2 separate regions of the Homo sapiens genome follow, and region 1 is linked to region 2. Evidence: chromatin loops called from intact Hi-C (ENCODE). Cell type or tissue: IMR-90. All regions are shown on one strand. Links, peaks and the distances in the headings refer to the core of each region. The heading gives the core; the rest is flanking DNA. Region 1 has its middle 15 kb from the start of LINC00159. Region 2 holds the start of HUNK (hormonally up-regulated Neu-associated kinase).

Evidence for each region. A loop is a pair of places that touch in the nucleus more often than their neighbours do. Peaks named below come from ENCODE experiments on the same cell type or tissue, not always from the same donor. Only the 100,000 strongest peaks of a DNase experiment are listed, where the experiment ranks them.
Region 1: it touches region 2 in a loop (4-fold over the local background); 5 of 110 quality-filtered maps call a loop at or near these places.

The regions. Positions count from the first base shown.
Region 1 is chr21:32,095,232-32,107,764 of GRCh38, reverse strand. No RefSeq gene overlaps it. Among named protein-coding and RNA genes, the nearest start is that of LINC00159, 15 kb to the right of the region's middle. In IMR-90, for the core only: CTCF peaks have their summits at 7,515 (motif pointing right) and 11,070 (motif pointing left); no DNase peak of the experiment used is centred there; H3K27me3 peaks cover 464 bases.
Region 2 is chr21:31,861,418-31,873,950 of GRCh38, reverse strand. It overlaps HUNK (hormonally up-regulated Neu-associated kinase), which reads right to left and starts at 931. Exons shown (of 11, transcript NM_014586.2): 1 at 16-931. The coding sequence starts at 276. RefSeq lists silencers at 764-813, 7,531-7,670. In IMR-90, for the core only: a CTCF peak has its summit at 7,725 (motif pointing left); a DNase peak (open chromatin) is centred at 7,700; H3K27me3 peaks cover 1,823 bases.

The sequences.
Region 1 (12,533 bases), core at 3,146-11,145, 230 kb before region 2:
AAGATATCTGTGACCTAGGCTTAGGTAGAGCTCTTGGACATGACATCAAAAGCTTGATCCATAAAATAAATTATCAATAAATTGGTCTTTATTAAAATTAACATAAAGTAGTCAGCCACTTTGGAATATAGTTTGGCAATTTTTGGAAAAAAAACAAACATTTACCCTATGACTTGGCAGTTGCACTCTTGGGCATTTCTCCCAAATAAATAAAAATGTATGAGCACAAAAACCTGTACATGATTCTTCATAGCAGCTTGGAAACAATCATTATTAGGAAACAAAACCAAAACTGGAAGCAATTAAAATGCTTTTCAATACATGAACAGTTAAACACGCTATGGTATCACCATGTAAAAGAATACTACCCAGCACTAAATGGAATGAACCGTGGATACACACGGCACAGATGAATCTCAAAAGCACTGTGCTAAGTGAAAGAAGCAATTCACAAAGGCTACATACCATGTGATTCCTTTTATGTGACATTCAGGAAAAGGCAATAGCAGAGGGACAGAGATCAGATCGGTGGTTTTTAAGGACTTAGAATGGAGGAAGGGATTCTCTACCAAGGGGTGCAAGGGAACATTTTGGTGTACAGGAAGTTCTCCAGATGGATTGCAGTGGGGTCTGCATAGCTGCCCAACACTAAGAGAGAACTGTACACCTAAAGGGTGAATGTTACTGTATATAAATTATACTTTGGTAAATGTGACTTCAGAAAAGGGTCAGGTAAGGAACCAGAGAATGATCAGAGTTCTTTTGTAATTATGTGGTCAAGGGAAGGGTTCTCTGAAAAGTTGGCATTTGTGCCGTAGCATCCTTTAGTTTAAACCCTCTTAATATTCGATGTGGCTGTTAAGGGTTAACTGTTACTCTAGTAGAACATATTCCTTGTGTTTTCCTAGGAGGCAGGGAGAGTGACCCCTTAGTGATTGCATTAGGCAGAGTAGACAGAATTTATGCACCAAAGAGCAAGAGGATTCTCCTCTTTAAATTAGTGACTATTAGTCACCCCGCAGCCTGGATCTTGAGCTCTTTCAGGGAGGCCTGCCTGTTGCTGAGAGGAGGAAGGAAGAACCTGGCCGCTGTTCAAGAGAACTAATGTAGGGGAGAGTGAAAACAAATGAAACAAAGCTCACTGTCAGAGCTGAACAGGATTCAGGGTCCAGACACCCAAGCCCCTGTATCTCACATGGTACATAGTTTTCAAAGTTGTTTACCTGCTCACTCTGTCCCCAGATGGAGCAAATGTTGTGCTTGAATTTTAATGTGAAAAACATTTCCAATGCTGACATTGATCACCCATGTGTTGAGATTTGTGGGGCAAATAAATTTGGTTAAAAAGGGTGTTTTTCCCCAGGTGATGTGAAAATGTTGCAACAGAAGGCAGAACCCTGAGGATGAAACTTTATTTGGTTTTACACTGAGGAGAGAATCATAAATGGTAATAGGTGTCATGAAACCACTTTAAGGTGTTGCTCACTGATATGGTTTGGCTGCATCCCCACCCAAATCTCATCTTGAACTGTAGCTCCTATAATTTCCACGTGTTGTGGGAGGGACCCAGTGGGAGATAATTGAATCATTAGGATGGTTTCCCCGACACTGTTCTCATGGTGGGGAATAAGTCTCACGAGATCTGATGGTTTTATAAAGGGAAACCCTTTTTGCTTGGCTCTCATTCTGTCTTGCCTGCTGTCATGTAAGATGTGCCTTTCACCTTCCACCATGATTGTGAGGCCTCCCAGCCTCATGCAACTGTGAGTCCATTAAACCTCTTTTTCTTTATAAAGTATCCAGTCTCGAGTATGTCTTTATTAGCAGCGTGAGAACAGACTAATACACTCGCTTAGCCTAAAAACACTGCATCACTAACAAAAACAACTGTACAACACACAAAGTCCTTGAGGAACATTTCAGGAGGCTATCAGCTGCAAAAGTGGCATAGACATTCGGAGTTTATGACCTCACACATTAAGAGTTCTGGAGGCCTAGATTTGCAGAATCGGTGAATTTAGCAGCTTATTGATATCAAGGCTCTATGACTGCTCACTGAAATTTTCTGGGCTTTTGCCTCATGGCCACAGGATGGCTGCCAGCACTCTATGCACTGTATCTTCACATCACAGCGTCCAAAACACAAAGTCTGAGTGGGTGTCTCTTTGTGTGTCTAATTTTTTAAAATCATTTTTCCCCAGAAAAGCCCAGCAAAAATTTCCCCTCTCATCTCATTGGCCCAAACGAGATCCTATGCCCAATCCTAAACCATCCTTTGCAAATCATGACTCACCCCAATGAAGCTTCGTACACCTTTCCTGAACATATTGCTGCTCAATATCTGAAAAAAGCCCAAAGCCAGGTTTTAAAAATATCTAGCAACATACCCTAGCTTGCATTTGCTGAGAAGATGGACCATGGACTGCTCTGTGCTTTGTGTGGATTACCTAACATTTATAATACCCTGTGAGCTAGAGATTCCTAATTTGCAAGCTGAGAAAGTTGGGACCTGGAAATGTAAACCAATTTGTCTCCACTGTCTCACAGGAATTAGCAGATGTAGAATTCTAATTTTGGCCTCACTGACTCTAATGCTTGAGATATTAACATTACCCTATGGCAAAGTGTGTGTGTGTGACAGGTGATGGACTCATCAGGAGTCCATTTGTAAGGGGATTGTGATATCTCCCAGGAGATAACTCATTCTGAGTGAAGAACGTGGTAGGCATGCCCACACCAAGCCAGCTAGGAAACTGGTTGTCAGAGCGGATAGGGAATCTGGAATATAGCGTGGTATGTCCCGTATCCGTCTTTATTATCTGAAGCCTTAGAACAGCAGTCCCCAACCTTTTTGGCACCAGGGACTGGTTTCATGGAAGACAATTTTTCCATGGACCAGGGGTTGGGGGCGAATGGTTTCAGGATGATTCAAGTGCCTTATATTTATTGCGCACTTTATTTCTAATATTAGTACATTGTAATATATAATGAAACAATTACACAACTCGTCATAATGTAGAATCAATGGGAGCTTGAGCTTGTTTTCCTGAAACTAGACGGTTTCATCTGGGGGTGATGGGAGACAGTGACAGATCATCAGGCATTAGATTCTCATAAGGAGCGTGCAACCTAAATCCCTCGCATGCACAGTTCACAATAGGGTTCGTGCTCCCGTGAGAATCTAATGCTGCTAATCTGACAGGAAGCAGAGCTCAGGCAGTGATGTGAGTGATGAAGAGTGGCTGTAAATACAGATGAAGCTTCACTTGCTCACCCACTGCTCACTTCCTGCTGTGCAGCCCTGGTTCATAACAGGCCACGGACAGGTACCAGTCTGCCTCAGAAGACATCAGGGCCAAATAACCCTCCCCTCAGCTGATACAAAAGTGGAACAACGTGTTAGTTTCCTGAGGCTGCTGACAAATTCCCACAGACTTGGGGGCTTCAAACAATAGAAATTTGTTCTCTCATAGTTCTGGAGGCCAGGAGTCAAGGTGTCGGCAGAGCTGCACTCCCTCAGGAGGCTCTAAGGGAGATATTGTTCTTTGCCCCTTCCAACTTGACAGATGCCAGTGTTCCTAGGCTTGTGGCTGCATAACTCCAGTCTCTGCCTCCATCTTCACCCGGCCGTCTTCCCCTGTCTCTCCTGTGTGTCTCTTATAAGGATACTTGCCATTGGACTTAGGGTCAACTCAGGTAATTCAGGATGATCTCATCTCCAGATGCTTAACTTAATTCCATCTGCAAATACCCTTTTTCCAAATAAGGACGCATTCAGAGGTTCTGGGGATTAGAACATAGACATACATTTTGGGGGGCCACCATTCAACCCTTTACAAGCAATATAGGGCTCTTTTGGATTTATGTGACAGACCACTGCCCAAGTTAAAACAAGCCAAAGGGAAACTTGCAAGTTCATGAAAGTGGAAAGCATAGGAGAGGTTCAAGTTTCCAGTGGATGGAAGGCTCTAACAATGTTAGCAGGTTTCTTTTCTATCTTACCTTTTGTTTCTCAGCTTTGCTTGTCTCAATTTGACTTTATTTCTTCTGCAGACCTTTCTGATGGGCTGTGACGGTGGCCCCTAGAAACCCTCCACACATAACCTTGCAGTTGAAAAAGACAGTCTTCTTTGATAGCTGGGCAGAAAATTCCTAAGGAAAACTCTGATTGGCCATTTTGAGTCACATGCCCATTTCTGCATGTGTGGTGGGGAGGGGCTTTACAGTGATTGACAAACCCACTAGAACTATATGGAAGAGAGGAAGCATAGTTCCTCCAAGGAAGAGCTGCTGGATGGACAAACTAAATATGTCTACTAAGGACATTCTTCTCCCTCCACTATTAAATGAGGTGCAGCTTTACATTTAGAGGGCTCCAGAGGCCTTGCTTCCAAGGGAGATAGCAAATACCACACTATACTGAAAATCTGAGAAGGATGTGGTGGGACCAAGGTGGCACTGAGGAGATGAACTCTGTCATGATCACATGAGGAACCATAAGGAAGATACCCATGTGGAGTCCGCAGAATCCTCACTGAGGAAGACCTCAAGGGAAATGAGATCCTGTGCATATATTTACAGACCGGTGAGCCCTGGAAATAATAACAAAAGATATCTAGAAAAGCCCTAGATGCTTGGAAATTAAGCAGCACCCTTCTAAATAATCCATGGGTCTAATAAGAAATCCCCATGGACATTAGAAAATATACTGAACTAAAAATTAATGAAGTTGTGACATATTGGAGCTTGTGGAAGCTGAAGCCGTGCTTAGAGGGACAGCTATGGATATATTTGGGGCAGGGGTTGAAAAAATGGCCTAGATGCAAATTTCAAAAAGATTGAGGCTTGGCAAAAATGGGGGAATTATTGGCTCCTGTAACTGAAAAATCCAAATGGGGGTTCTATTTTCAGGCACATTTAGATCAGGTGTCAGATATCACCATGAGGACTTAGTAGCATCCCAGCCAGTTTCTCTGCTAGCTTCTCTATTGACTCCCTTCTCAGCCATCTCATGTGATGGCTCTTGACATCCCCAGGCTTATATCCTCCAACCTTAGCAATTTCAGTGGAAAGAAGATTCTTTCCAAATAGTTCCAGTACAAGTTTCTGGATTGACTCTGATTCTTCTGGCTTGAGTCATGCCCATCTCTGACTCAATCAATGGGGCAAGGGGATAAAATACTCCCATTGGACTTGAGTAGGAAACAGATGGTTTGTGGATAAATGATCACTAGGAATCAGCATGTGTTTTTTAAAAACAAACCAACATCATTTGTTGTTGTTGTTTTTTAAGGGTATTAGTTTTGTTTTTGATTTTTCTTTGAGGGGGGGACGGAGACTCACTCTGTCACCCAGGCTGGAGTGCAATGGCACGATCTTGGCTCACTGCAACCTCCGCCTCCCGGGTTCAAGCAATTCTCCTGCCTCAGCCTCCCGAGTAGCTGGGACTACAGGTGCGCCACCACCATGCCTGTCTAATTTTTGTATTTTTAGTAGAAATGGGGTTTCACCATGTTGGCCAAGCTGGTCTCGAACTCCTGACCTGAAGCAATCTGCCCACCTCAGCCTCCCAAAGTGTGGGGGTTATAGGCGTGAGCCACCACGCCCAGTCAAGGGTATTAGTTTTTAAAGTCAGGAGACTGATCCTTGACATGATTTGATTTCCATGAGGCATTTGACAAAGTCTACCATGATACGTTTGTGGGTGAGATGGAATGTTATTCAGAGTATTAATAGCTGGTTGAATTAACCAGCTGATTGACTGATGGTGATCACATCATCCATTTTCTAACGAATTTCCAAGCCATCTGCTTAGAATTTGTTTATGATTAGCATGGCAGGCCATCTCTTCAGTTGACCTTCTTCTGGAGAATTCTCTTCAGTGGGTAACCCAGGTGCTCTGGCAGAATTTTTCAATATTTTTCTTGGGCAAATGTGTGAAGGGAAATTTTTTTTTAGATTTGAAGATAATATGAAGTGGAAAAGATAGAATAATGCCGTTGATATGGGAACATGTTGAATTTGACTAGAATTTCCTTTAAAAGGGATTAAGAGGATTTTAAATAGTCATCAATATAAAAGCCTGCATTTAGATCTAAAAACTCTCTTGTCCAAGTTTAGAATGTGGGAGAAACATAACCAGCAGCAGCTTATGTGAGAAGAGCAGATTGGAGTGAGCCAACCGGGCAACCTGGCTCTTAAGGAAAATAAATGCAGCTCACGCCCAGGGAACTCAGATGACAGTCAGCTCTGACAGTGGGTTCAGTTCCTGGGGCCTCATTTTAAAGGGGATATTGGCAATCTTGAGAGTTCTCCTATCAGGACAGCCCGAATGGTGAGGAATTCTGAACCATCCTGTTGGAATAACAGATGGAAGAACTGGATATATTTAGCCTAGGGAATTAGAGACTGAAGAAAAAGAACAGCTGCTTTTAAATATTAAAGGGCTGTCATGTAGAGGAGAAAGCAGTCTTGATCTTGTTACTCCAGAACATGCACGAAGAGAATGGGAGAAAATTTTAATACAGTAGATTTGACTCAGGATGTGAGAACGCTTCCTAATAAGTCAATTTGTTAAAAGATGGAGTAAGCCCCCATTCCTCTTTGCTAGCCTGCTTTAGCAGATGCTAGGGAAATTTCTTCAGGCAGAGATGGTGTTTTTAGGAGTCCCCAGATATCCGTGTGGGCTGGGGAGATGGAACCAGTTGATTAAAATCTTTTGCTAGTCTAAGTCAGTCCAGGGTGCAGACTCTGAATGGTATGAGCCAGGGTGCAGAAGTGGGGCTGTTGGCTGGCCATGGAAGAGGACCCCTCCACAAATGCTCATGAGCACTGGTGAAGGATAGAGCATCCACTGGGGAAGGCAGCGGGCAGTCTCTTACAGCAATTACCACATTATTTTGCCAAGGGACACACTGAATGCATCTACTGGAATACAGGCCAATAGGAGTTGGATTTTACTGTGTTGGGCAAGCAGGCCCTCCTTGGAAAAATGGTTTGGTTGTGTGGCTTTTGTTTTGCATGCTCTCAGGTGATGCCCTAGGGAGACCTCCCAGGAGGAGGTGCAGCAGGCCTCCCTGCGGTGGGTTTGGCACGGGGGCAGGTCTGGCTCTGGTCCAGTAGCTGGCACTGACCCTCACCACCAGCAGCCTAAACAATGCCTGGCCTCCTCTGACTAGCAATTTGCAGAACAAACCCACTGGCTTCTGAGGAGGAAGCAGAAGAGGCCACGGTCATGGAGGATGAATGCAGAACAGCGGCTCCCCTTTTAAGAGGCTCGAAGGGGACCAGGGAAGGGGGTCTATGTCTGTGCCAGGAAGGCAGGCTTATGTACCCACTGAAAAAGCGGGACCCCTGTGAGAGACAGTGACGTGTATGGGAAAGAACAGCCTTGAGGGGCAGCTGGGGCCAGGCTGCCGAAGTGAATTTGTCACTGCCATGCAAACCTGTGTGACTTTGGGCAAGTGGCTTAACCTCTTTGTGCCTTAGTTTCCTCATCTACACAAGGGGGCAGTCACGGCACCTACCTCATAGGGTTGTTAAGAGGATGACATCAATTAATTCTTATTTAAAAAGTACTTGAAACAGTGCTAGGAGCATAGAAAGTGCTAGAAAAGTGTTTGCAAAATGAATCAGACACAGGTTCCTACTCCAATCCTGCTCCTTTCTGGATGTGTGAATTTGAGCAAGTGTTTCAACCTCCCTGGGCCTCTTCTTCATTCATGAAATGGAAATAATAATGCTGACCTTGCAGGGCCACTGTGAGGATCACACAAGCTCAGCAGGATGGACAGACCCTCCGTAAACAACCCTTGTTAATAGCCACATGCCCCGAGGACAAACAAGATTAAATCCTGGACCTCACAAATGCTTTTTTCCCCTAAGATTCCAAATAAAAACAGGCTCAGAGTGTCAGAGATCATTTTATAAGAGTTACAAAGAGGCCCTGGAGGGCCAGGTGACCTGAAACAATAATAATAGTAACAATAACAACAGCAGAAGCAGGAAAAACAGGTCCCAGGCCCTGGGCCGAACATTTTACATAGCTTATCCTGTTGAACCCTAGTAAGACTGTGAGGCAGGGGGCAGGGCAATTGATGATTATGATGGTGACGGTGATAATAATAATGATCATTTTATAGATGAAAAAATTGAGCCTCAGAATAACTCGTTCCACCTCACACTGCTTTTTAGGGTGAAACCTGGAGTGGAATGGACATCTCTCAACTCCACACCCATGCTCTGAACCACACGGCCTCCTAAGACACTAAAGGCAATTTCATCAGAATGCAGGGGACTCATGAGGAAGACCTCAGGGTGTTCATTGAACACCAAGATTAAAATGAGCCGAAATTCTGACACAGCTAGTAAAGAATTAACTGTGATGATTTCACTCAGTGCTAGGTTCCCCCAAATGACATGCTCCTTGTCACCTGCCCTGCCCAAGGCCTGGCTCTGAATATGTGGATACAGCCACATTTGCTTGGTCTCAGTTGGCTGGAATTTTTCATTGGCCTGGAAGGCCTTGAACCAGAGTTTCATTCGAGTAGAACTAAGCCTTCAAATGCAAACACTCCAGGTCTGGATTGTGCCCGCACTTAAGCCCACTGATGCTGAGGAGCAAAGGGCCAACATCTTTCCCTCTGCTCAGCCTCTGAGCCACACTTGGCTGCTTGCCAGGACAGAAGAGGTGAGAAGGTCCCAGCATGGGAGACTGGGGGCTGTGGGATATAAGTTCTCAAGATGACCTCTTTCTCCCTGGGAGGGAACTTCACAGCATTGCAGGCTATTCTCTGCAAGTAATGTCTCCAAGGTAGGATGGTTGAGAGCTAGAGATATGTGGGCTTGTGGTTGGGGTGGTGGAGGGGGAGTGTAGGAGGGAAGAGAGAGAGGAGGGCATGAACGCCAGATCCCAGATACACAAGGGACTCAATTGTGGTGGGGAAGCTTCAGTTCAGAAGGGGAGGGACAGGAGACCATGAGGCTGGACACGACACAGGAGAAGATCAAATGAAAGGCAAGGCACAGGCCGGGTACAGTGGCTCACACCTGTAATCCCAGCACTTTGGGAGGCCGACCAAAACCTCATGGTCAGGAGTTCGAGACCAGCCTGGCCAATATGGTGAAACCCCATCTCTACTAACAATAGAAAAATTAGCCTGGAGTGGTGGCGTGTGCTTGTAGTCCCAGCTACTTGGGAGGCTGAGGCAGGAGAATTGCTTGAACCCTGGAGGCAGAGGTTGCAGTCAGCCGAGATCACACCGCTGCACTCCAGCCTGGGTGACACAGTGAGACTCTGTCTCAAAAAAAAAAAAAAAAGAAAAGAAAAGAAAAGAAAAAAAAAGTCACAGCCACCAATAGCATAATGGGGAGGAAGGGACTTAGAAAAGCAAGCATATCTGGTGAAGATTGTTAATAGCTGAAATAACAGTGATGATAATGATTATGATGATGACTAACATTTACTATGTATTTGCTGTGTGGCAGGCTTGATATTCCTGCTCAACCTCATTTTACAGAGGTATCTCTGGTCATGCGGAGAAGACAGGTAAAGAATAAAGTTACCAAGAAGAGGTTAGTTCGAGTCGAACTTTCATGCTTGTCAGAGACCGAGAATAACAACCCTAGTAGACAGGAAGCATCATTGTCTCCAATTTGCAGAAGAGAAAACTCAGACATAGAATTTAATTCACTTGCTCAGGATCACACACTAAGTGGTAAAGCTGAGATTCGAACCTAAGTATTTTGGCTCCAGAGCTCATTGTATCATGGAGAACTGCTACAGACATGCATGGGCAGTTGGCATTGAGGATATGATATAAACATTCTATCTTCCCTGTGAGATCTTCAGTAAAATCAATATTTATCATCAGTTCTTCTAATGCAATGGCCTCTTTCTGGTGCCTGGGAAGAGAGACTGCATCCTGCCTTAAGGTGGACCAGGGATAAAAATAGGCTGATATGGTTTGGCTGTGTCTTCAACCAAATCTCATCTTGAATTGTAGCTCCCATAATTCTCACATGTGGGAGCAACTAGGTGGAGATAATTGAATCATGGGAGTGGTTTCCCTCATCCTGTTCTCATGGTAGTGAATAAATCACACAAGATCTGATGGTTTTATAAGGAGTTTCCACTTTTGCTTGGCTCTCGTTCTCTGTAGTCTGCTGCCATGGAAGACGTGCCTTTCTCCTTCTGCCATGATTGTGAGGCCTCCCCAGCCACGTGGAACTGTGAGTCCATTAAACCTCTTTTTCCTTATAAATTACCCAGTCTCAGGTATGTCTTTATCAGCAGCGTGAAAACAGACTAACACACAGGTACATATGGAAACAGATAACATTAAGGTCATTCCAGGGCCAGAAAAGAGAGTGGAGTAGGGGGCGGGGAGTGGTGGGGTTCTTTCTAAAGCCTAGAGCAGAGGTAGACTAATCTATCCACACTATATTCTCATGATGCAGCAGTCTCCTTGCATGTCCAACCCAAGCCCAACTCACCATAGCTTCATAGAAAAAGAGTGTGAGATCATTTCTATGTATGTTCTAAAATAGTCAGGACAGATTAGATTATGCTACAATAACAACATGCCCAACCTGCAATGACTTACAGTCAGAGAGGTTTATTTCTTGCTCAAGCTGCCCATCTGTCATGGGTCAACTATATCCCTGCTTCATGTTATCTTCTTTGGGATCCAGGCTGATGAAGCAGCCCCTTTCTGGACCATTGTCCATCTTGTGGAAGAGAGAAAAGACACACAGCAAACCACACACTAGCTCTTAAAGCTTTTTCCTGGAAGTGACATGTGTCACATCACTTCTGCTTGCATTTCTTGGCAAGAGCAAGTCACAATGTCAAATCTGATGTCAGTGGGGGGCAGGGGGTAGGGAACTATCCTCTCCTTCAGGAAGGGCCGGAAAATATTTTTGAATGATGATACCATCTATGACAGTCTCAACGCATTAAGCCCTTGAGGACAGACAAAAATTCCACCCCTAGCCCCATGACCCCAAAAAATGTCCTTGCCCTTGTTTAGAATGCATCCTAGGGGGAGGAGGGAAGGAGAGGGAAGCGGGAGCAGAGGGGAGCCCCCTGGAGGCCAGTAGCATAAATTAGAGACAAAGGAAAAGGCGACAGCTTAAGCTGGTGACAAGGGCAAGTGCCCTTGGCCCAGGGAGGAGGGCAGGTGCAAAGGAGGTCTGTCCACTCCCAGCAGGAGGGACTTGCTCAGCGGCTTCCTGGGGCTCCAGAAAGGGGGCAGAGAGGAGGGGAACTCTGGCACTGCCTGAAGCTATTGTCTGGTTAGAAAATGGAACAACTATGTCTCTATGACCCAGTTTTAACACTGTGAGTTTGTAAGGAAGCTAGAGGAAACCAACTTTAATCTCTAAAGAAGCTTAACTTCTCCAAAAGGAAAAAAAAAAAAAAAAAAAAAAGCTTCCCTACGAATGAGTGCGGTACAGTTCCTAGAATAGAAAAAGTCCGTCAGAGAGGGGGCCAGAGGGAGCAGCTCGGAGGGAGCAGCTCAGAGGAAGCAGCTCGGGGGGAGCAGCTCAGAGGGAGCAGTCCTCTGTCCCCTGAGTTTAGACCTTCCTGAGTTGGCAGGAGGAAGACCAGAGGGCAAGATGACACGAAGGGATGACAATCAGCTGAGGGGCCCGTAGGGACTGCGACCACATTTCTCAACAAAAACCATGGCAAGTACACTTACAAATACATTTGTGGGAACTGAGCCAGAATAGTTTAAATTAGAATTGTCCTAAAAATCTGAGATATAAGGTCATAGAGCCTACAGGGCTTCTTACAACTCCCCAAAACAAGGTTCTCTCTGAGGGTCCCTCTCTGAAGGTAAATCACTCTGAATTGACCTTTCTATTAGCTGTTTGAGAATATGATGTGTTTTTTTTTTTGTTTGTTTTTTTTTTGTTTGTTTGTTTTTTTTTTTGAGACGGAGTCTCGCTCTGTCGCCCAGGCCGGACTGCGGACTGCAGTGGCGCAATCTCGGCTCACTGCAAGCTCTGCTTCCCGGGTTCACGCCATTCTCCTGCCTCAGCCTCCCGAGTAGCTGGGACTACAGGCGCCCACCACCGCGCCCGGCTAATTTTTTGCATTTTTAGTAGATACGGGGTTTCACCTTGTTAGCCAGGATGGTCTCGATCTCCTGACCTCGTGATCCACCCGCCTCGGCCTCCCAAAGTGCTGGGACTACAGGCGTGAGCCACCGCGCCCGGCCAGAGAATATGATCATTTTTAAAGGGTTCTGGGTTAGCTTCCTGGATCTAAGAAGACCTTTATGAGAAAGTGGTGTGTGGTGTTGGTTGGCAGGAAAAAACAGGTAACATGTGAGCAAACTTTTGACAAGATTTCACACTCATGTTTTTTGGACACCAATATATGTGCATGATAGTAAGCAAAATCACAGCGCAAATTACTTATTGATCCAGTTTGTATATGTTGGTTCAGTTGCTTTAGCAGAGATGAAAATAAGAGTGACTTAAACAAGATGGAATGTTCATTTTTCTCTCCTTTAAAGTTTGAG
Region 2 (12,533 bases), core at 3,132-11,131:
GCCCGGGAGACTCACCTTCTCCCCGGTCAGCACGTGCAGCCCCTCGCGCACCTTGGCAAAGGAGCCCTCGCCCAGCTTCCTGCTGCCGATGAGGTAGTTGCCCACGCGCTTGTGGTGCTGGAAGTCGCGGAGCCGCTCGCGGGGCACGCCGCTCACCCAGGCAGGCAGGAAACTTCCCTCGCAGGCCGCCGCGGGCCTGGCCGCGTCCTCCGCGCCGCCGCCGCCCCCAGGCGCCGCCGGCTCCCCCAGGAGCCCGTCCCCCGCCGCCGCCGGCATCGCGCTCGCCGCGGCCCGCGCGGCTCCTGCTCGTCTCCCGCGCTCGCAGCTCCTCCTCCCCAGGCTCTTCGGCTTCCCCGGCTTCTCCCGCCGCCGCCCTGGGCCCAGCCCCGCCTGGGTCTCCGCACCCAGAGCCCGGGGCCGCCGCGATCACGCCCCCCGCGCCGCCCAGCGAGGCGCGTAGACAATAGCGGCTGCCCAGGGGACGCGGGACCGGGGACCCCGCCCCCAAAAGTTCTTCCTCTTAGGGTCGCCCGGGCCCCTTTCAGGACACCAGGATCCCGCCCCGGGTCCCGTCCAGGAAGCTAATGACAGTCGCCCTGCTCGGGCGCGCGGGGTGGGGCGCGGTCCGGCGGCGCCTGGGTCCCGGGGTCCGGGTGCCTGGGTCCGGGAGCCCGGGTGCCTCCGCAGCCTCCGCCTCGCCGCCGCCGTCTGGCCCGCACGGGCTTGGGTCGGGCTCCCGCGATCGCTCCTAGCCGTGCGCTGGGCGGCCGCTCCCGCCGGAGAGAAGCGCGCGGCGGGCTGCCGGCGCCCTCTGGAAGGCAGCAGAAGAAAGCCCCATTCAGTTTGAATTTGCAGAAATTTAATCCGCTCGCGGGCGGCGGGAACAGATGCGAGCTCCACTCCGCAGCCCGTGCACTTTCAAATCCCTAGTAGCCCCTCCTTCCCCGCGCGCCACAGTCAAACTCGACCCTCGCTGGAGAGGGGAGGGCCCGGGGAGGGGAGCGGCGGAGTGGACGGAGAAGCCACCTGAGCGCCAGACAGGGAGAACCTGCGCGGCCTCGGAGGCGCGCGCTCCCGGGCCGCCCAGGTCGGGCCGCCTCCGGCTGCGCCTCTTGCCCGGATTCTGGGCTTGGGTTTTCTGGACCTTTCGGCGGTGAAATCCCCCACTGGCCGCACCCACCCGGGGCGGGGGGAAGGGGGAAGGCTCTCGAACTCCGTGGACTGTGAGTCGGGTTGCGTGCCCGGCCCTGAGTCCGCCACACAGTAGGGCCCCCTGGACCGGGGGTGGAAGGATAGATGGATGGCTGGAAGAAAGGGTGGGGAGGCGGCCAGGCGTCTGCCCGGGCTCGCACGCAGCCTGGTTGGCTGTGTTGGAGGAGGCGCAGCCACAGCAGTAATAGTAGCAGCAGCAATGTAGGAACCAGGGCGTTTGCTGCCTCTGCTTGTAGCTTACACCTTCTTTGCCTTCCATTGAAATGATGCCTGTGATTGCAGGAGGTGGACCGGCGCTCGCCTCTCTTCGATGCTTTTGTTCTGCAAGCGCTGTGACTGTGCTCATCGCATAAACAATTGCAACTGCCCTGACGACACTGGACCCTCTCCCAGGATCCCCAACGTCTTCTCAAACCGAAAATGAAGAATCTTGTGAGGGAGAAGGAGGAGGGTAGGTAGGAGGAGGCATTTACAAAATGCTACCTGTTGAGGTGCCCGCATTTGATGGAAACTTCACCCCGATCATGCAACATCAGAGCTGAAAGGAAGGATTTGGTCCTAACAAAGTTCCTTTCATTGTTTATTCCTGAGTAAACAAGTATGACATCGACCCATAGCAATGCTTTGAGATTGGGAGTGGGGGGTGGGGGAACAACAGCTGTCATCAATCCAGTGTCTGGGGGTCTCGCTGACCCATCTGAAGAGGGACGCAGAGAAATGCCTGCTTTCAATACATCTAATTTTAAATACGCTACTATATTCATCCACCTACCTGTTACAAGTCACCAGCCTCAGTTATTATGACGGAACATACTGCGTTTTCTGTTGTTCTGTCTCATTGTTCCCGTTTACCAATATTAAAGATACAGCTTAAAATGTTTTTCTTGCTGTGCTGAAGGGACTTCTTTGCTCCCACCGGCCTTGACTATTTCAGTAACGTTCATTCAATCCTTTTAATGTCTCTAATTCAGTAATCAAATCTTAACAGGACAGTTGCATGGGAGGGGAATGGTAACTAGCGTGGTGCCAGCAGAATAGATGTCCAGCAACTGTCTAAAGAATGAGGAATATGGAGCTCACTTTGGGGTAAAAACCACTCTGAGGCCGGGCGCGGTGGCTCACGCCTGTAATCCTAGCACTTTGGGAGGCCGAGGCAGGTAGATCACGAGGTCAGGAGTTCAAGACCAGCCTGGTCAAGATGGTGAAACCCTGTCTCTACTAGAAATACAAAAATTAGCCGGGCGTGGTGGCGGGCGCCTGTAATCCCAGCTACTCGGGAGGCTGAGGCAGAGAATTGCTTGAATCCAGGAGGCGAAAGTTGCAGTGAGCTGAAATCTTGCCACTGCACTCCAGCCTGGGCGACAGAGCAAGACTCCTTCTCAAAAAAAAAAAAAAAAAAACCACTCTGAATCTTCCATCAGAAACAGTTTGGGAGTCCACCCAATGTTGTGTTAATAGAGTATGATTTTTTTTAATGTTAGGACATGCACTCTTTATGAAAATTTAGAGATTTATTTATTAAGGTTTAAGGGAAATTTCTGAGACTGTTCCCCAAAGTATTTTTATGGTCTAAAAAAAAAAAGTTTCATAAAAATGGTGGATGACATTTACAATGAAATAGAGATTTTCTTTCCTTTTAATTATCCTCTCAGGGTAGAGGTCAGGAAAGGGGTGAAGAAGAGAGAAAATCCAGGCCCATTAAATCTTTTTCAAGCCTGCTGCCTGGGTTTGATTCAAGTTCACTGCTAATTCCATAAGCTGGGATGGATGCCAAAGAGAAGTCCAAATCCTATCCGTGCGTCCCCTTTGTAACTGGTTTTGGAACTACAAGTCCTAGTCTCTGAAATGGCCTGTTTAACAAGAAATCACCCCAGAAATGTCTTTATGTAAAACAAATTAGTACACAATATATTGCCCTCATATTCAGTGTGCAGAAAGCATCTGATTATTCAATGCAACAGTAATGCAGCCTTGAAAATTCTCTGCTAATTAGCCCAAACTAATTTCTAGCCTTATCCTCCTGCGGAGTTCCCGGGTAGGGGGTGGTGCTGGCCGGGATCCGGCCTCCCTACTGCCACACCTTTGCCTGTGCCTTGCCCGCCCCCAGTCTGCTGTCTCCGACTCATTTCCACCTAGCACAGGTGTTCCCTTTCCCATGAAGACCTCCCCAACCAATAAGCTGCAAGAAGCCCATCTCCCTCTGTTGTCTCTTAGTTCATATAGTCATTTCACATTCCTCTTATGTCCTGTAGTACTTATTATCTATGACTTTCTTCTCTTTTAGACTTATTGAGGACAGGAGCTGTGTCTAATTTCATTATTTGCCCTACAGTACCTAGCACGGTGTCTGAGACATGATCATTGTTCAGTAAATATCTGTTGAATAAATGAATGAAAGTAATCATTCACTGATTCTCAAGTGGGGTTTTACTGCTCCTGAGAGCAAGACCCCATCAAGTCCTGGGGGAGACAAGTTACCAGTGACTTTCTAAAAGCATTTTTAGGTGCATTGTTGGTTGCCTTTGGGGATCAACAAATATAATTGTTTGTCTTGTCGAAGATGGATCATTCTCTAACTTGGATGAGTTAACCCTTTCAGAAACAGGAGCAATCCCAGTGGGCTGTGAAGCCTTGGGAAGCTTTCTCAGTTGACTCGTACCAGCTGCTTCCTTCCTTCCCTTTTCCTTCCCCATCTCCTCGCCCCATATGGCTGGGAGACTGCCTCTGTGCTCCCACAGAACGCCAGCTTCTAGACCCAGCTGGAAGCAGTCAAAGACAATTAGAAGTAATCAGGCTGGCACAGCCAGGAAATGAGAGTTGGCTAGAAGGGGTTAGGCTGGCAGAAGCCGTCTGGTAACTGGAGAAGGAACGGATGGCAAAGCAAAGACGGCAGACATGGATCAACTTTGCCTGGAAGACATCCTGTGAACTCTATATGTTCATGTTCCCAAAACAAAGTGTCCCATAAATAACAGACTGGACTTGAACCCGTGTCCCCAGAGTTCGTGTCCAGCATTATTCTTTCACAACACCCAGCTGTTGAACGTGCACAATGCAATGGCTGAGGAAGAAAGGGTTCCTCAGGCATAAAGACTCGTGTGCAAAGGCAGCCCAGTGTGCTATTGCAGAGTAGGCTACTGCCAGCATCCCCACAATGAAATGCTTCTCTAAAAATGAGTCGTGACACTTACCTTTTGATGCTTCAGTTTCCTTAAGCTGCAAAAATGGGATATTAAGGAATTGTGTGGAGTCAATCAGATTGTGCACACAAAGCACTCAGATCAGTGCCTGGCACATTATAAGTACAAGGTGAATTTTGGCTTTCACACCTTCCATCAATACGACTATCATCATCATAAACTAAGAGAAGTCACTCAAGAATGCCCCAGAGGTCCACCAGCACAATTGCCCTGGTAAATGATGAATCCAAAAGCATAATCTCCAGGTTGGATCTCTTCCCTGAAACCAGAGTCCTATGTCAACCCTCTTCAACTCTGCCGGGCTGTCTGATAGGATCTCACTCACATTTAACTTGGGATACACACACACACACACACACACACACACACACACACCCACACACACCCCTCTGTGCTTCTTTCCTAAGGCTTCACCCAAATTCACCCCAAAATTTAGCAGTCATCCTTTGCTTCCTCTGCTTCTCGATTCTCATATCCAACCCATCAGCAAATCCTATACCCGCCTGTGACCCTTTCTCTCACTTCCTAAGTGGCATCCTTTGCTTCCACGCCAAAGCCAAAACCAGTTCTTCAAAATGGGAATCAGTAATCCCAGCACTTAAGGAGGCCAAGGGGGAAGATCACCTGAGGTCAGGAGTTCAAGACCAGCCTGGCCAACATGGCGGAACCCCATCTCTACTAAAAATACAAAAATTAGCCGGGCGTGGTGGCAGGCACCTGTAATCCCAGCTACTCGGGAGGCTGAGGCAGGGAGAATCGCTTGAACCCTGGAGGCAGAGGTTGCAGTGAGCCAAGATCATGCCATTGCACTCTAGCCTGGGCGACAGAGCAAGACTCCATCTCAAAAAAAAAAAAAAATGGGAATCAGATCATATCACTTCCCTGCACTCGAAAGCTGTTCAACAGACCCCTGCAGAAAAGATTCCCCAAGCGCTTTGTCATGATATGGCCCTGCCCACCTCTTCACTGTCACCTCCTGGGAGCCAGACACCAAGCTCTTCCCTGCTTCAAAGGCTTTACCTCTGTGTCTTTGTCTGCTCAGACTGCCATAACAAAACACCTAGACTGGGCGGTTTAAACACCAGACATTTCTTTCTTATTGTTCTGAGGAATCCAAGATTTAGGTTCCAGCAGATATACATATATAGAGATTTACTCTAAGGAATTGACTCACATGATGATGGAGACTGAGAAATTGACTCACGTGATGATGGAGACTGAGAAGTCCAGAACGAAAGTGCTAGCAGATTCAGTTCCTGATGAAGGCTGTCCTCCCGGCTGACAGACGAGTGCTCTCGCCACGTGCTCTCATGGCAGAAAGACACACAGCCCTGGTCTCTTCTTTTTCTTATAAGGACACCAATCGGATCATGAGGGTCCCACTTTCATGCTCTCTATTAAGCCTAAATGCCTTCCGAAGGTCTCACCTGCAAATACCATCACATCAGAGGTCACAGCTGCAATGTATGAACTTGGGCCAGGGGGATGCAAACATTCAGTTCATGACACACTTCTTCAACATTGCTGAAGTTTCTTGCTTCATTCAGGGCTCTGCTCTCTCAATCAGAAAATCAGAAATCAGGCAGACTGTCCCAGGGTCGCTAACTACCACACTCAACTTTTCATGTCATTCATCATTAGCTAACAGAAGAATGTGCATTCACTTGTTTATGTGTTTATTCTCTCTCTCTCTCTCTCTCTCTCTCTCTCTCTCTCATTTAATGTCCATGAAGCGAGGGACTTTGTATCCCAACACCTATGCATGCCTGGTACACTGTACATGTGCAGCAATGGCAATGCGGAGCTTCATCTCAACTCTTGATCTGTCCATGTGGGAGAGGAAGGAGTTGCTGAGCTTTGTGTGGTTGTGGCACTGCAGCATGATGGTGTACGGATGGTGACACCAGGCCAACCTCCGGCAGCTGCTTCCCAGCAGCCACTGAGCTGATATTCAAGAAGAAAAAGGTGCATTCTTCAAACAAGATGCTGATGGCTTCTCACAGGACTCATCACAGTTGTACCTCCATCGGTCTCCAAAAGATGAATGTAATGGCTATTTCAGTAAGAAAAATGTACCTGCCACCTCCCAACTACAGATGGGCCCAGGGCTTTAGGACGTCTTGATGTGTGGTCTCTTCCTGTAAATCCCTGATAGAGGCTATTGAGAAGGAATGGAACTTTAAATATTCTATAGGAAGAGGCCATCACACATACTGATCTGGACCATTCCCCCTTGTATGCATGTCTCATTTGAAAGTGGCTTCCCATCGTACACTGACACCAACATCATCCCTATGGCCCTGCCAGGCCCAGCACAATCTGCATCCCACCCTGCAGGGCTCATCTCTCTTCCCTCATCCCATCATGTCTCTGATCTCACTTCCTCCTATTCACTGCCCTCCAGCCACACTGACCTGTGTGTGGGACCCACTCCCCCAGTGGGCTCTTTTTACTTTTTTGGAATATTATTCCAAGAAATATCTGTAGAGCTGGCTTCCTCATCATCTTCCGGTCTTTGCTCAAATGTCACCTTCTCTGTGGGCCTTTTCTCTGACCTTTTCTCTCTGATGCAAATTTCCCCTGGGCTACGCCCCACTCCCCTGCACCCCACCTCCTTATCCCCTTCCCTGCTTTATTTTCCTTCACAGCACTTATTGCCATCTGACAAATTACATCATTTCCCTCTTTGTTTTGCTTTTTGTCTGGCTCCTTCCCTAGAATGTCTGCTCCATGAGGGCTGGGACTTTGGTTAAGTCCACTATGCATGGTGCCTGGCTCCTGGGGAGTGCTCAACACAAATTCATTGTGGTTGACTAAATTTGTAATTCACAGGGAGTCTCGTTGCAGAAGCAGACGACCATAATAAATGAGAAGGCAGAAAGGAGAAACGCAACAAAACCGGGTCCTGCTGGAGAAAGCACACATCATAAAGACATATGGCAAAAGATCAATATTCATGCCTCAAAGAGGAGCCTCGATGACAAGCTCCACATTTGTATTATGGCAGGGAGGGAAAGGTTATTGTTAGCGCTGAGGCTTATTTACAGCCTTTCGCTGGGTGCTGACTCCTGTCCATTTCTTAGTAGGGATTGAGTAGAGCCTGCAGCAGCGAGGGGTCTGGGGATACTTAGAAGTGAGCACATACAACAGAGCATGGTCTACGGTGTGGCCAGCAGGTGGAGATGCAGTGAGGCGGAGGGCACCCTGGAACTGAGCCCACTCACCAGTCACAGAACTGGGCACGCGTGCTGATTGCAGAAGCCTGCCTGGCACAGCCAGGTGGACAGATGTAGACAAAAAGAGGCCGGCGCCCCCTGCTGGTCAACTCGGCTCTGCTTTCCCTCCGCAGCCCAGAGGGGCCCAAGAAACCGGGAAGAGAATGCAGGACCGGAGGCCAGAGCTGCCTCCGTGGCCCTGGGCAGGGCTCTTACTGTCTCTAAGCATCCGCTTTCTCCATCTGGAAAGGAAGAACTTCTCCCTGTCATTCCTAAGTCCCAGGACTGCTGCCAGGGTAAAATGAGGCAAATTATGGGCATATGCTACGAAAATAGAAGCTATTTTGGTTATTGTTCTTAGCACGGCATTCTTACATCAGAGCGAAAAGTGTCTGGGACATAAATCTGAAAACGATACATTTAAAATAAAGCAAAGAGTGAATGGGTCAAAAGACCAGTTTGTCCGGGGCTTTTTCATTCCGTGGCGGAGGCTTTCTGCTGAGCATTAGCATGTGATACACACATCTGCAGGCTTTGGGCCCACTGCCATGCAGAGCGTGCCACTATTCTAGGCCTGCTCCTCAACCCTCACCTTCCAGTTTCCCTCCTTCCAGGCCCCTGATCAACTGCCCAAGCCATTTGCTACTGCCAATGAGTCCATGTGTGTAGAAAGATAGTGATGATAGATAGATAGATGATAGATAGATAGATAGATAGATAGATAGATAGATAGATAGATAATAGATTTTTTAGCTAGGGTCTCGCTCTGTTGCCCAGGCTAGAGTGCAGTGGTGCCATCACGGCTCACTGTAGCAGCCTCTATCTCCTGGGCTCAAGTGATCCTCCCATCTCAGCCTCCCAAACAGCTGGGACTATCGGCATGCACCACGACACCCGGCTAATTTTTTGTGTGTTTTTTTTTTGCAGAGGCGGGGTTTCGCCATGTTGCTCAGGCTGGTCTCAAACTGCTGAGTTCAAGCCATCCTCCCTCCTCAGCCTCCCAAAGTGCTGGGATTACAGGCATGAGTCACTGTGCCCAACAAATAATAGATAATTAGTAAAGAGACAGACCAATAAATAGATGATAGATAAATAGATGATTGATAGAAACAGATGATAGATTCAATAGATAGAAGGATGATACATGACAGATACATAATGAATGACCAATGGATGATAGATAATTAGTAGATACGGATAAAGAGATAGAGAGATAGATGACACCTAGATAGGTGATTAATAGAAAATAGATCAATAGACACATTGATCAGTAGATGATGAACAAGAAGAAGGAGGAGGAGAAGGGAAGGAAGGAAGAAAGGAAGGGGAAACAAGGCAGGGAGGGAGGGAGGGAAGGAGGGAGGGAAGGGGGAAGATACGTATTCTTTATCTAAACCAAGTAGATGACCTGGTGCACCAATGAAGCTCCACCCATCAGGGTTTCCCCTTGATGTTGCCTTTCTGGCCCATCCTGAGTACAGCTGTAGGGCAGTCACTGTCCATTTTTGTCCACATTTGCCATCCAAGATCCAAGCTCACTTTTTCTTCCTCCATCTGTGGATCATAAGGATTTCCCCTTCCAAATGTGGCCATAGGTGTGAGTTGAGGGAGTACCCTTGGTGCAACAGTGGTGGGGGCTCTGGAATTCTGAGCTAGCTGCCAGTGTAGCTGGCTTGGGCCTTCAGGCCCTGCTGATATATTTGATCATGGATGCAGAACTTCTGTCTTGCCTTGGATACTGCAGGGCCCACCTAGCCTTAGAACCTGATGAGCCTGTGCGGGGCACCTCTGGAGGTGCATATGGTCACTTGGTGTCCCATGTCCAGCTGCTTCATCTCTACCGTGGTCCAGCAGCAGCACACCAGGAGCTCTTTAATGAAGAGTGTAAAATTTTCTACTGTAGATGGCATGGCGTTGCTCCGGAGCCCTAGGAGTCCTTCATGATTCCCCAGTGGAACTTTCTGTAAACTGAACATGGTGGCCTTTCCCTACCTCTGAGATCACTAGTAACCTAAGGCATGCTGGATTGTTCAGCCCAAGCAGAAGGGCTGTTTGCACTGCAGCCTGGATCTACTCCAGAGCCCTCCTCTGGGCCTTACTTACAGGAGGCAGCCTTCCATGTAATCCAGTCTATGGGTAGGAAGAGTATTCCCAGATATGGAATATGCCGCCTCCAGAAACGATGGGACCTACCAGCACTGTGCTTCCTTCTTCATGGTGGGAGGTGTGAGATGCAATAATTTATCCTTTACATTTATCCCCAGTGCGCCTTGGAACACCAGACTTCTACAACTGATGTGATGGGCCTCTGAAACTTAGGGTTTGTCTCCCATGATCTGAAGCCCATGTGTCTTTCCAAGGCCTTCAGTACACTTGCTGCATCTTGCTCACCCATCTGATATCTGATTGACATGAGGCATGATACAGTGGACCAGGGTGCCGTTCTGCAGGATGTCCAGGAGGTCCAGTTCTCTTCAGACTATATATCACACATGACAGAGGGTAGGAGAGTTAGCACCACCTGAGGGAAGACTAAATACATACGATTGTCTGGTCAAGGGAATGCAAACAGTTTTTTTCCTTTCAAGAGTGATGGAAAATAACGCATTCACCAGAACAATGGCCACATATCATCCCCTAAAGGCTACATTCATCTGTTTTAGTAAAAAATACCATACCAGGCCAGGCTGGGCACAGTGGCTCACGCCTGAAATCCCAGCACTTTGGGAGGCCGAGGTGGGTGGATCACAAGGTCAGAAGTTCAAGCCCAGCCTGGCCAAGATGGTGAAACCCCATCTCTACTAAAAATACAAAAATTAGCCAGGCATGGTGGTGGGTGCCTATAATCCCAGCTACTCGGGAGGCTGAGGCAGAGAATTGCTTGAACTCAGGAGGCGGAGGTTGCAGTAAGCCAAGATCATGCCACTGCACTCCAGCCTGGGCGACAGAGCAAGACTCTGTCTCAAAAAAAAAAAAAAAGTACCATGCCAAGCCCAGCAGCTGCAATCTGGGCTCCTTCTGATGGAGTTTGCAGTAGTGCACTATCATTATCCAGAATCCAGTGGTTTCTGCAGGGGCCAGGCTGGTGAATTAAATAGAGATGGGCTGGGGCCATCACACCTGCGTCTTCTAAGTCCTTAAGGCTGACACTCATCTCTAACACTCTTGGGATGCAGAATTGTCTTTCAGTTTTAGGGCATTCCACTCAGCCTTCTGTTACAACATCTCTTACCTCACAGGCCAAATAATGCAGCAGTTATGGCAGGTACCAAGTGTGTCCATTCCAATTGTACACTTCGCAACTGTGGAAACAACCACCACCTAAGTCCATGGAGACAGTGGACGCACTGTGGCTTGACCTAGGCCTAGACTTAATTAATCATCTTGTACCTATCGGCCCCCACCCTAACAGGGAGTCTACAATGAGGCTTTAATTCTCTGGGTATCAATTCAGACCTAGATAGTCATTGAAGTGTCTGGTCCCTATATTATTTATTTATTACGGTGTAACAAATTACACTAAAATTTAGTAGCTTAAAACAGCAATAAACATGTATTATCTCACAGAGTTTCTGTGGGTCTGGAATTTGGGAGTGGCTGACCTGTGAGGTTATGGCATAAGATCTTTCACAAGGTTGCAGTCAAGATGTGGGCTGGAGGCCGGGCGTGGTGGCTCATGCCTGTAATCCCAGCACTTTGGGAGGCCGAGGCAGGCGAATCATGAGGTCAGGAGATCTAGACCATCCTGGCCAACATGGTGAAACCCCGTCTCTATTAAAATATAAAAAAAATAGTTTTTGTGTGTGTCTCTTCCAGGAGTCTTGCCACCACTACAGTCCTAGCTACTTGGGAGGCTGAGGCTGGGGAATCGCTTGAACTCGGGAGGCGGAGGTTGCAGTGAGCCAAGATCGCTCCACTGCACTGCAGTCTGGCGACAGGGCAAGACTCCACTCAAAAAAAGAAAAAAAAAAAAAGATGTGGGTTGGAGCTACAGTCAACTGAAAGCTTGATTGGAACTGGAAGATCCAGTTCTATGATGCATGGCTGTTGTTCACAGGAGCTGTTCCCAGGAAGCCTTAGTTCCTTGCTACTTGAACCTCTCCAAAGGTTGGTTTGAGTGTCCTTATGAAATGGCAGTTGGCGTCTGCCAAATGCAGTGATGTTTAAGAGCAAAGCAGAAGCCACAGTGTATTTATGCCTTAGCTTCAGAAGTCACACTCCATCATTTGTGCAATGTCCGATTTGTTACAGGTTGGCCCCATTCAACATGCAAGAGGACCACACAGAGGCATGAAGACTAGGAGGTGAGCTAGGAGCTGATCTTGGGAGCTAGCTGCCATGCCCCTTCCTCTTGCATGTGGTTACCCAAGCAAGTGGCCTTAGGTCCCTCTAGGGACAGATTGGCCGAATCATTGCTGTGCATGTTTGCTGTAATATAGTAAAGTCCTCTCCCAAAGATCCAGACTTCTTTTCAGTCAATGGACTCCACGTTAGAAAATTGGCTCAAGTTTGAAAACTGAGCAAAGGATCATTATTTGTTTATTGGGCAGCTGCCCTCAGCTTCCTGATCATCCACCCTTGATTTCTTCTAGTTGTATAAAGTAAATAATATCCTCACTCATTTGCCATCTGTCTTACCCCTAGGGACATCACACTCTTTAACTGTTTTTACCACTCCATGTGGGTGAATCCTCCTTGACTGCCATCCATCTTTGACACTCTTTATCTTAACTGCACCTGCCTGGCTTCTGGTAGAGTGCTGCCACCTGGCCTCTGTTATTTCAATGTCCTATCATATCAATTTATATCAATAAACCAAATTCTGCAGTGGCATCTCCTACTACAGCCCTGGGAGAACCACCACTGAGCTTCTCACTGCTTCCAGCACCCCTCTCACTAGTGCATT